2 separate regions of the Homo sapiens genome follow, and region 1 is linked to region 2. Evidence: chromatin contacts called from ENCODE Hi-C data. All regions are on one chromosome and are shown on one strand. Each heading gives the region's core, a stretch centred on a gene start or an enhancer-like site at or near the end of the contact. The rest is flanking DNA. Distances are from core to core; before and after follow the strand shown. Region 1 overlaps LOC105378011 (a long non-coding RNA gene). Region 2 overlaps SGK1 (serum/glucocorticoid regulated kinase 1).

Region 1 (5,317 bases), core at 487-2,986, 980 kb after region 2:
ACCACGTAGAGCACCAGATCAAGACGTGGAGGAAGAAGACAGGTTTCCTACAGAACTGACACCTAGGCAGGACTGACAGATAAAGTCAGGCAAAAGTTGGAAAGGACAGTAGAGTAAGATGTGACATCTTAAACTTGCTGAATAAAAACACCCAAATATAACAAGTTATCTTTAAATTCATGATGATATATTGTATTTGGACATTCAGGCAGTTCTACTACCTGAGTATATCTAGTTAGTAAATTTTTTCCCCATGCTCCAAACAACAGTTTCACACCCCTTTCTCTCAAACTCTCCATCCCGTTTCTACCCAGTCCCCGCAGATAACTTTGACTCATACACGAATGAGAAAAGAGAAGCCGTCAAGAGCCACACCTGCATGCCTACTCTGTCTCTTGTTAGCATGGGTGAGCATGCCCAGCTGCAGTCATGGACTGGCCCATCCATCTGGCCTCTGCAAGCCATTCCTCTGTATCCTCAGGGGTTTCATCTTGTGAATACTCTCTCTCTCCCCGACATCATCATTGTCTTCCTCTCTCCCAATTATTCCCTCACATTAACATGGTCTACAACTTCCAGCAGGAAAGACAATGTTCCCTCATCAGTATAGTTTAATTTTTTTTCTTTTCTTTTTTCTTTTTTTTTGGGGGAGTGGGGACAGAGTCATGCTCTGTCATACCAGGCTAATCAGTATTGGCACAATCAGGGTTCACTGCAGCCTCAGCCTCCTGGGCTCATGTGATCCTCCTACCTCAGCTTCCCAAGTAGCTGGGACTACAGGCACGTGCCCCCAAGCCCCACTAATTTTCGTACTTTCTGTAGAGACAAGGTTTCACCATGTTGCCCAGGCTGGTCTCAAACTCTTGGACTCAAGTGGACAATATCCCCTTATATACCCCATCATACCACCCCATTTATCTGCTCCTCAGCAAAACTGCTTAAGGGAATTCTGTATGGCAGGTCCCCACTTCCCCAGGTTGCCTCCCCTCTGCCCACTCCACATGAACTTTCATTGCCCCCACTCCTCCATGCCTGCCTCTTCAATGTCACCAGTGACCTCCACTTCGCCAAATGCTGTAGTCACTTCTTGGGCCTCATTTTACTTTACTTATTGGCAGCAGTCAACAGAGTTGACACCCCCTCTTTCTCTAACCATTTTTCTCTCTTGGCTTCAGGCATGACTCTCTTGGTTTTCCTGCTTCTCACTGGTTCCCTCTGTTTGCTGCTCCTCCTCACTTTGGGCCTCAAGTGGCCCTTTCCTCCTTCTCTCTCCATCATTCTTCCTAAAGGATTTCATCAGTGCTGTGGCTTTAAATACCATCTCTTCACCCCTGAGCCCACTCTGAAATTCTAGACTCCTGCAGCCTATTCCATGTTAACATCTTCCCCATATAAGCATCTTAGATTAAGTATGAACAAAACAGAACTCATAATCATTTAAATGCTTTTTTCTCATTAGCAGTAATTGGCCCTTGTATCTTAATTTCTTCATTTCTCAAGCCAAAAATTTGTCATCCTTGGTTTCTCTCTTTACCTTATTACCCTCCTTACACTCAAATGCTCAGAAAGACCTGAATATTCTATCTGCAAAATGTATCTTAAATGTGTCTGCTTTTTCTATTACCTGTAATAATCTTGTTAGTAATGACACAATATTTATGAAGTGCTCTCAATATGCTAGGGAAGAAGAAAGAGGGAGAGAGAAAAGAAGAAGAAAGGTGATGTCTGAGAGGTGAGTTTTGAGAAACTGAAAGAGAAACCTGGAGGAAAAAAAAAGATACGAGGCCGGAGAGAAAAGCGGTGTAAATAGAGCTTGAACTTTGTCCGTAGAGATATGGGGAGTTATGGAATGGTTTCTGCAGTGATATAAAATTACTTATTTATAGCTGATTCATATAAATAATTTTGTTCAAATCCCTTTTTCATAGACAGTATAAAATTAAACCTTAGGTTAGCAGGGCCAAATGCTGGCAGGGCCTGAATCTTATACTCAGTTAATTGGATTGTACATAGTGCACTTCCTACTGCTTCTTAATTTCAAAAGAATGTGCTTTAATCCCAGAAAAATCTTATTGAAAACATATCTTTTGATCCGAAGTTCATAAGGGCTGTTTTCACGTTTTATAGTCCATAAAGTAATTAGTTCAGGAAGAACTGATTACTTAAAACTCTTTTCTTTTTTAAGAGCAGAATATTATCAACAAATAATTTCTCTAAAAGTTTCCTCATCATTTTCAAAAGCCAAATCTTCTACTGAATTTTTCGTATGGAATAATCTGATTATATTTTGATATTTTGGTCATTAAGAAATTCTGCCAATATTTGTTCTTGAAGGTGTTCTTAGCTTAATTTTATATTTTCTTTTACTCTTTAATCTAGAATGCATTTGTAGAGTCAATGATCCTCAGAAACACATTGGAAATTTGTTTAAAATGGAGATTCTTGACGTCACCCTCGGATTCTGATTTATGAGTCAGGTGTAGACCTGGGAAGGTTTAACAAGCTTGCAGCTGATTCTAATGCAGGTGGTCTGAGAGGACCACACCAAAACACCCTGCCTTACTCCCCCAACCCTGTGTTTTCTGTCTAAACACTCCCCAATAGCTTTCAATTCCTTTGGGGCCCATAATTTTTAATTAAAATGCCCATTTGTCTATAGAGTATTAGAAAAATATTAAGACCCTAACTATAAGTAGATTTTCTTAAATCCAGGGAATTATTATGTTCCAGATGTTGGTACTAATAATGGCTAACCTCGGCCGCTGATCCATCTTTTGTTTGATTTTTATAATATATGGGGAAGCATAATTTTGTATATATCTAAACCTCTTTAGAAATATGGTTCAATTGCATATGATCTGTCATAAGGGAATTTATATCTCACGAAGTTAAGCGCATAAACAAAACAAGACCAAACACACACACACACACACACACACACACACACACACACATTTTCATTCAGAAATCCTTGGTTCTAAACCAGTCTCTAATCAACATGCCAAAAACCCTTGTTTCAAATCACTTTACTCCTCTGTGCTTTGGGATTTCTATTTAAATGGGGTAAGTATTTAATCCTGTATATAGTTACAAAGCCCAGGGAGAACCTCAGATCAAAGACAAAATTGAAAGAAAGCTTTAGTAGGCCAGAGACATTGGAGTACCAAGGATATAATTGTGAGGTTTTCCTGCTAGAAAACATCCTCTGAAATGAACTTATAAGTTAACAAATCACCCTTCGCCTGTGTTTGGGGGCAGATGTTAGGCAGAGTCAGGATTTGTTTCCATTCGGTCACTTTTCTAAAGAATACAAATCCATCCACCTATTCTTTAATGGTCCTAAATAGCTAACAATGGACAGACAACTCCCTTCCCTTCCTTGCCCAGTTTCCGAGTCAAGGCGCGCAGTGTTCAGTGTATGACCTGAAGCCTTCTGGAAAGTGGTGATTGGTTAGGGTACTCGCCAGTTTGGCCTTACTTTGAACATCCCAAATTTATTTCCTTCCCCATTTCAAATATTCCGAAATGAAAGACATTAGGAGCACGTATTCTGGTTAAATACGGTGATTGAAAATACGAATGAATGCCACTCCATCATGAAATTTCACTAAATGACAATGAGTCAGCAAATAAGGGGCATAAATATACAAGTTAAAGAGAACAACAGGTAAGAGATTATTTGTCAAGAGCCTGTAACTCATTTATTTATTCAACAAATATTTACTGAGCACCTCCTCTGCAAGCAACACAGAATTCAAAACAATTAAATATGTATTACATATACAGCATATATGTTTACATATAAACAATATATAACATATATAAAGTTACTGGCAGAGTAATATTTTCTTGGATAGTCACAGATGTATTAAGAAACAGGCTTGTTTCAAATTTGCTTTTTTAATAACCATATTTCTTTAACATATTCTTTTTCATCTTTTACCATTTCTGACATCAGATTGTGTCTTTAACATGGTCTGATTTTTCTTTTGTTGTAAACTTATTAAACCCATAGAGTCTTATAATTGATGATACCATAAAATAAAGGAAAAGCTTGGAAATTAACCAGCAGAAATTTCAGAAAGGACCCCTTAGGTTTCTTTTTTTTTTTTTTTTTCTTCTGAGACAAAGTCTCACTCTGTCACCCAGGCTGGAGTGTGCAGTGGTGAGATCTCAGCTAACTTTCATCAGTAATGAAACCAGCAGGTGTTCTGCTCCCCAAAAACTTTGTCCACTGTCTCCAGACACTCAGAGCCACATGCTTAACTGTGGCTCATGGGTTAATGCATGTCTGAACTTTTTCAGGGTGGAAACTCCCTTTTTTCTTTAGTGTCTAACCCAATGCCCAACATGACATAAGTGCTCAGTAAATATTCAGACAATCCACGTATGAATGTGGTTGAGCATCTGTGAGTGGTCTCACCTCCACCCTACATGTGTTACTATGGTCAACCACTTCATCTCTGTGGGTCTCTGCTTGCTCAGCTATAAATTATTTGGGATCAGCTCAGCCATAGATTCCCTCCAACTCTAATTATCTCTGAGTAAATGAAGTCATGAAAATATGGGAAACTGAGGCAGGAGAATAGGGTCTAGAGGCAGGGAACCTAGGGCTGATTCACAATTAATTCCTAGAACTAAATCAAAAGGAAAACCCCCAACTTGCCATGCCCAACTATCAAAAGGACCAGAGGCTACTCCCTTTACAACCCCCCAACTTTTTCCGCATGGCAGATGAAATATTGAAAGTACCTCTGATTGGTCCCCTTCTGCAACCAATCAGGTTGGTCATGGGTCAAGTCTTCATTTGCATAGGAGTATAACTTTGTATATACTCTATTTTATCCCCTCCCACAAGCAATCAGACTGATCATGGGCCACCACTTCATTTACATAGGGTGTACACCAAGTAAGCAATGGGAAACCTCTAGAGGGTATTTAAGTCCCAGAAAATTGTGTAACTGGGCTCCTGAGCCACTTGCTCAGGTCTGCTCCCACCCTGTGGAGTATGCTTTCATTTTCAATAAATCTCTGCCTGTGTTGCTTCATTCTTTCCTTGCTTTATTTGCACATTTTGTCCAATTCTTTGTCCAAGACACCAAGAACCTGGACACCCTCTACCGGTAACAAAACTACAGTGATTTTAGAGGGTTTGTTTGAAGTGTGTATTGCTCATGAAGGTAATGCCTTTGATGATAACATTTGCTAAACACCACGTAAAGGAAGGGAGGCATTTCCACACTTTGGGTCTCCTCCCATCTCTATCCCCAAGCCTTAAAATTTCTGCTTAAATGGGAGTCGAAGGAACCCAACAATA
Region 2 (5,921 bases), core at 3,062-5,561:
CAACTAATGGTTAAAAAACAAACAAAACACCCAAAACACATCTTAGAATGATTCTCATGTCTTCCAAATAAAAATACTTTAAAATTTTGTCAATACTTTTACCTATTTAGCTTATGCCTTTGGTTATAGAAAATATAGAATCAATGATAATGAATTAATAAGAAAATAAAAAATATATTCCATCTTTAATATACTGATGGTTCAGTTTTATTTCTAAATTGTCTGAGATGGAAGTATATTAAACATAAATGGTGAAAGTATAATGGGGACAATTCATTATGTCCTTTGGAAACATTTTCATTGTAAATTCCAGTTGTATTTATTTTTTATTTATTTATCTATTTATTTATTATTATTTGTTTTAGATGGAGTTTCCCTCTTGTTGCCCAGGCTGGAGTGCAATGGCACGATCTCGGTTCACTGCAACCTCCGCCTCCTGGGTTCAAGCGATTCCCCTGCCTCAGCCTCCTAAGTAGCTGGGATTACAGGCATGTGGCAACATGCTCGGCTAAGTTTGTATTTTCAGTAGAGACGGGGTTTCTCCATGTTGGTCAGGCTGGTCTCGAACTCCTGGCCTCAGGTGATCTGCTTGCCTTGGCCTCCGAAAGTGCTGGGATTACAGGCACGAGCCACCGCGCCCGGCCATAACGTGCAGTTTTAAAGTATTATCCTTGATGAAATTAAATTGTTACCAATTTTCCAACCTGCATGATTCATTAACTCTGCACTAATGAATTATACTGCCTGACTTATTCCCAGGAAGCTCTAGATGTTGCTCATCAATCTATGGATAATTGTTGTTTGTGGTTTTTAAGCTCCATTGCATTTTTATCTATATAGATGGAGAATTAAGTCTTGATGTGACAAAGTTGAAAAATAATAAAACCAAAGTTCAGAAAACTCTAAACAATAGTTTTATTTATTTATTTTAATAATATTCATTTATTTATTTTATTTATTTTTAAAATTATACTTCAAGTCCTGGGATACATGTGCAGAACATGCAGGTTTGTTACACAGGCATACACATGCCATGGTGATTTGCTGCACCCATCAACCCATCATCTACATTAGGTATTTCTCCTAATGCCATCCCTCCCACCCCACCCCCTGACAGGCCCTGGTGTGTGATGTTCCTCTCCCTGTACCCATATGTTCTCATTGTTCAACTACCATTTATGAGTGAGAACATGCAGTGTTTGGTTTTCTGTTCCTGTGTTAGTTTGCTGAGAATGATCATTTCTAGCTTCATCCATGTCCCTGCAAAGGATAAGAACTCCTTTTTTTATGGCTGCATAGTATTCCATGATGTATATGTGCCACATTTTCTTTATCCAGTCTAACATTGATGGGCATTTGGGTTGGTTCCAAGTCTTTGCTATTGTGAATAGTGCTGCAATAAACCTATGTGTGCACGTGTCTTTATAGTAGAATGATTTATAATCCTTTGGGTATAAAGGATTGGGAAAAGCATAGTATCTGGGCTGGATAGCACCGTCCCTCACGGCATAGTCCCTCATGGCTTCCCTTGGCTACGGGAGAGAGTTCCCCGACCCCCTTGCACTTCCCGGGTAAGGCAACGCCCCCCACCTGCTTCTGCTCGCCCTCCATGGGCTGCATCCACTGTCTAACCAGTACCAGTGAGATGAACCAGGTACCTCAGTTGGAAATGCAGAAATCACTCGCCTTCTGCATTGGTCTTGCTGGGAGCTGCAGACCAGAGCTGTTCCTATTCGGCCATCTTGCCCGGGAATCTTATTTATTTTTTGAGATGGAGTTTCACTCTTGTTGCCCAGGCTGGAGTGCAATGGCGCAATCTTGGCTCACTGCAACCTCTGCCTCCCAGGTTCAAGTGATTCTCCTGCCTCAGCCCCCTGAGTGGCTAGGATTACAGGCACCCACCACCATGCCCAGCTAATTTTTGTATTTTTAGTAGAGACGGGGTTTCGCCATGTTGGCCAGGCTGGTCTTGAACTCCTGACCTCAGGTGATCCACCCGCCTTGGCCTCCCAAAGTGCTGGGATTACAGGCGTGAGCCACCATGCCCTGCCTTAAACAATAGTTTTAAAAACCTCTAGGACCTGTAGTTTGTTTTTTGTTTAGAGATGAGGTCTTGCTATGTTGCCCATGCTGGTCTGGAACTCCTGTACTCAAGGGATCCTCTTGCCTCAGAATATCGTGGACTAAAGGTGTGAGGCACCATGCCAAGCCCTGTGGTTTATTTACACTGTAGGCTGTAATAGTTTAGCTTTCCAGGCAGTGACTATGTCTTAGAATTAAAGATAAAGACAGTTGCTTGAGATGCCTTAGAGAGGGCTGCAGTTCAATGGGAGAAAATGCCAGAATTATTTTTCTGTGAGAATATTTCAGGTTACAGTCTAGATTAGACAAATAGCATCTTTAAGGTTTTGTCAACAATAGATATTCAGGGGAAATAAAACCTTCAGAATCAGGGCTAAAAATCTAAAAATTCTGTCCTAGAGAAGGGCAAACTTGAAGATTTTTACTTCACTTTTCCTGCTAGTTTAGCTAAAGAAATATGAAAATGGGCTGGGCATGGTGGCTAATGCCTGTTATCCCAGTGCTTTGGGAGGCCAAAGTGGGTGGATTATTGAGCCCAGGATTTTGGGACCAGCCTGGGCAACATAGCGTAGACCTTGTCTCTACAAAAAATATTTAAAAATGGCCAGGACTAGTGGCTCATGCCTATAATCCCAGAACTTTGGGAGGTTGAGGCAAGTGGATAGCTTGAGCCCAGGAGTTCCAGACCAGCCCAGGCAACATAGTGAGACCTCATCTGTATCAAAAGAAGGTAAAAGAAATACAAAAACAAGTCTTAACAACTAAGCAAAGAAATAAGTACCTTGACTTGTTCTCACTTGTTCTATAAGAGTTACACTGGCACAAGCTCATCTAATGATGTAGTTGCTTTGAAATCTCTACTTCCTTTTTTACTTCTTTTTGCTGAACAAAAATATTTAATGAACAGGCTTGGATTAATAAGTTTGGTGATGGTGTCCAATGAACACAAATGACCACGTAAAGGGTAGTAGTAGATTGGACACCTTATACATAGTTCAGAATCATCATATGATCTTCATGGTTGAGGCTTGTTTCTTTTCTTTTTTTTCTTTTTTTTTTGAGATGGAGTTTCACTCTTGTTGCCCAGGCTGGAGTACAATAGCACTATCTCGGCTCACTGCAACCTCTGCCTCCCAGGTTCAAGTGATTCTCCTGCCGCAGCCTCCCAAGTAGCTGGGATTACAGGCATGTGCCACCCCGCCTGGCTAATTTTTGTATTTTTTTTTTTTTAGTAGAGAAGGGGTTTCACCATGTTGTTAGGGCTGGTCTCGAACTCCTGACCTCAGGTGATCTGCCCACCTCAACCTCCCAAAGTGCTGGGATTACAGGTGTGAACCACCACACCTGGCCCTTGTTTGATTCCTTTTAGGCTTGGGAAAAAAGGGTGAAGATGGGGGAGGACAGAAGCAGAGATAAACGAAGTAAATGTTCATACATTCTCTCACTTGAACCTCTCAGCAACCCTGTTAAGTTTGTATTTGTATTTGTATTTATTTATTTATTTGACACAGAGTCTTGCTCTATACCCCAGGCTGGAGTGCAGTGGTGTGATCTCGGCTCACTGCAAACTCCACCTACCGGGTTCAAGCAATTCTCCTGCCTCAGCCTCCTGAGTAGCTGGGATTACAGGTGCCTGCCACCACACCCAGCTAATTTTTGTATTTTTAGTAGAGACAGGGTTTCGCCATGTTGGCTAGGCTGGTCTCAAACTCCTGACCTCAGGTGACCCACTCGCCTCCAACTCCCTAAGTGCTGGGAGCCACTGTGCCTGGCCAAGTTCGTATTATGATTCATTTTATAAATGGGAAACTTAAAGACACAGCTGGCAAATGTCAAAGCTGGACTTTGAACTAAGATCTAACACCAAAACCATGCTTGATGCATAGTAGGGCCAGTGATTTATTTTTTTTTTTAATATTAGGTAATAGCAAGTAATATGCCCAGAGACATGATGGGCTGACAAAGTATTGACGGGTCTTGTTCTTACTGTCCCTTCTATGCCCCAGTGCTCAACTTCCCCTTAACCCATTCCTTATCCTTCCCCACCACCATTCCACCCCCAATAAAGTCACCCAAGACAGGAAAAATTGTTAACTATTTTCAGAATACTTTGGTAAAGTTGAGGAAGGGGAAGGAAACAAAGTCTTCCAGAGCAGAGGGGGAAAATCCCTCTTTTGATGAAACATCCTGTGTAGCAACTGTGAAGCCTGGATTTCCCCAGGATGAGGTTAGAGTAGCAGGCTGCTGCTTGTCACATGGCCTCAGTTCAAAGTCACACCTGTGGGGGCCTCCCGTAAAATTTACCTATATATGGCCCTCCACAAAGCCACAAACACAGAACTCAAAATGGCATTCACCACTTCTGAGATGCTGAACAGGAAGGAATAGCACTGTTTTTACAAATTAAGTGCACAGTATATGTCACAAGGAGGAAATAAACCCTATGAGTTTGAACTTGCACATCCTCTCAATACTGAAAGATTAATTTTGGTGGCTGAGGTTAATAATACGGTTATTCGTGTTTGGATATGAATGTAACTCGACCGATTGGGAAAGCAGGTGCTAGATTGATGTACCATGCCTGAGACCCATGAGTCATTGTCACTGATTTACAAGCTGGCCTTGCCATGAAAATGGAAGCCAGAGCCAACTCTATGTCATACAATTTATGCCATTCACTAAAATTATAGATAATTTCAGCCTGTGCATTTGCAAAACAGTCTATGCCATTTTTGCTTTAAACATCTTTTGTACTTGGTCTCTCTGACTTGTCTAAATAAGTATTATCATTCATAATAACCATTACCAATCCATTATGCAACATCATGAAAATATATACAGCTTTTAGATTTAATCCATGAAATAAAGCCTATGACTTCTGCTTGCATCTTTGATAAACGGCCAAGTTCTCACAGCTGTTATGATTTCAATTATGAAGAAAATTGGAACTTTTGCATTCTTCAGTGGCTAAAAATCACTCAGAAAAAAACACTTGTTCACATAAGCTATTTTTTTCCCTCGTGTGTATCATGAGCCTTGGGTCTGATTAGTGTAGTTGATTAAAGCAATGTGCCAAAAGGCAAAGGGCCCTTGTTAAAGCCCAAGGAAGGTCAGCTAGATTAACTTCCCAAGTTTACTGAAAATCTGTTCTATTAGTAGTCTTCAGCCAAATTAGGCAAGGGAGTACAAACAGATCAGTACAAATCCAGTCTTTAATGCTAGCAAAATGTAGCTCAAACCACAGTTAACATTGATACAAGGTCAATAATGTCATCTTCCCATACAGAGACAGATGACACACATGCAGAAGCATCTTAGAAACACCTGCTCTCCTCCGCCTTTTTTTTTTTTTTTTTTTTTTTTTAGATGGAGAGTCCCTCTGTCGCCCAGGCTGGAGTACAGTAGTGAAATCCCAGCTCACTGCAACCTGGGCCTCCTGGGTTCAAGTGGTTCTCCTGCCTCAGCCTCCCCAGTAGCTGGGATTACAGTCATGTGCCACGACGCCCAGATAGTTTTTATATTTTTAGTAGAGACAGGGTTTCACCATGTTGGCCAGGCTGGTCTCAAACTACCTGCCTCGGCCTTATTTACAGGTTTTGTCTCCTCATATACAACCAATCTCAACATAGAGAACTCCCTAACTCTGATCCAGGTAGGCTCTCCCTCATCAAGAGATTAAGAGTTCTGAAGTTAAATGAACTACAAAATGAACTACAGTTTATAATCCATTGCCTCACATCCAAAGTGCTTCCTCTCCCTTTCTTTTTATCCCCCTCTCCCTTCAACTACTATTCTCTGAAGCTTTTCAGTTCTCTCAAATCTTAATTTTATTTTTTTCC

What was found. A loop is a pair of places that touch in the nucleus more often than their neighbours do. Pooled maps may share reads with other maps.
Region 1: a map with no recorded cell type shows a loop between it and region 2 (13-fold over the local background). The contact joins two enhancer-like sites. A Hi-C loop is called at or near these places in 5 of 37 single-sample maps with no recorded cell type and 3 of 50 pooled maps.

Annotation. Positions count from the first base shown.
Region 1 is chr6:135,222,460-135,227,776 of GRCh38, forward strand. The region is part of intron 1 of LOC105378011 (a long non-coding RNA gene); the gene reads right to left. Among named protein-coding and RNA genes, the nearest start is that of MIR548A2, 14 kb to the right of the region's middle. Within about 2 kb of position 1,737, at least 3 of the 41 ENCODE cell types and tissues checked have a DNase peak (open chromatin) inside an H3K27ac peak, as active enhancers do.
Region 2 is chr6:134,243,025-134,248,945 of GRCh38, forward strand. The region is part of intron 2 of SGK1 (serum/glucocorticoid regulated kinase 1); the gene reads right to left. Among named protein-coding and RNA genes, the nearest start is that of SGK1, 72 kb to the right of the region's middle. Within about 2 kb of position 4,312, at least 9 of the 41 ENCODE cell types and tissues checked have a DNase peak (open chromatin) inside an H3K27ac peak, as active enhancers do.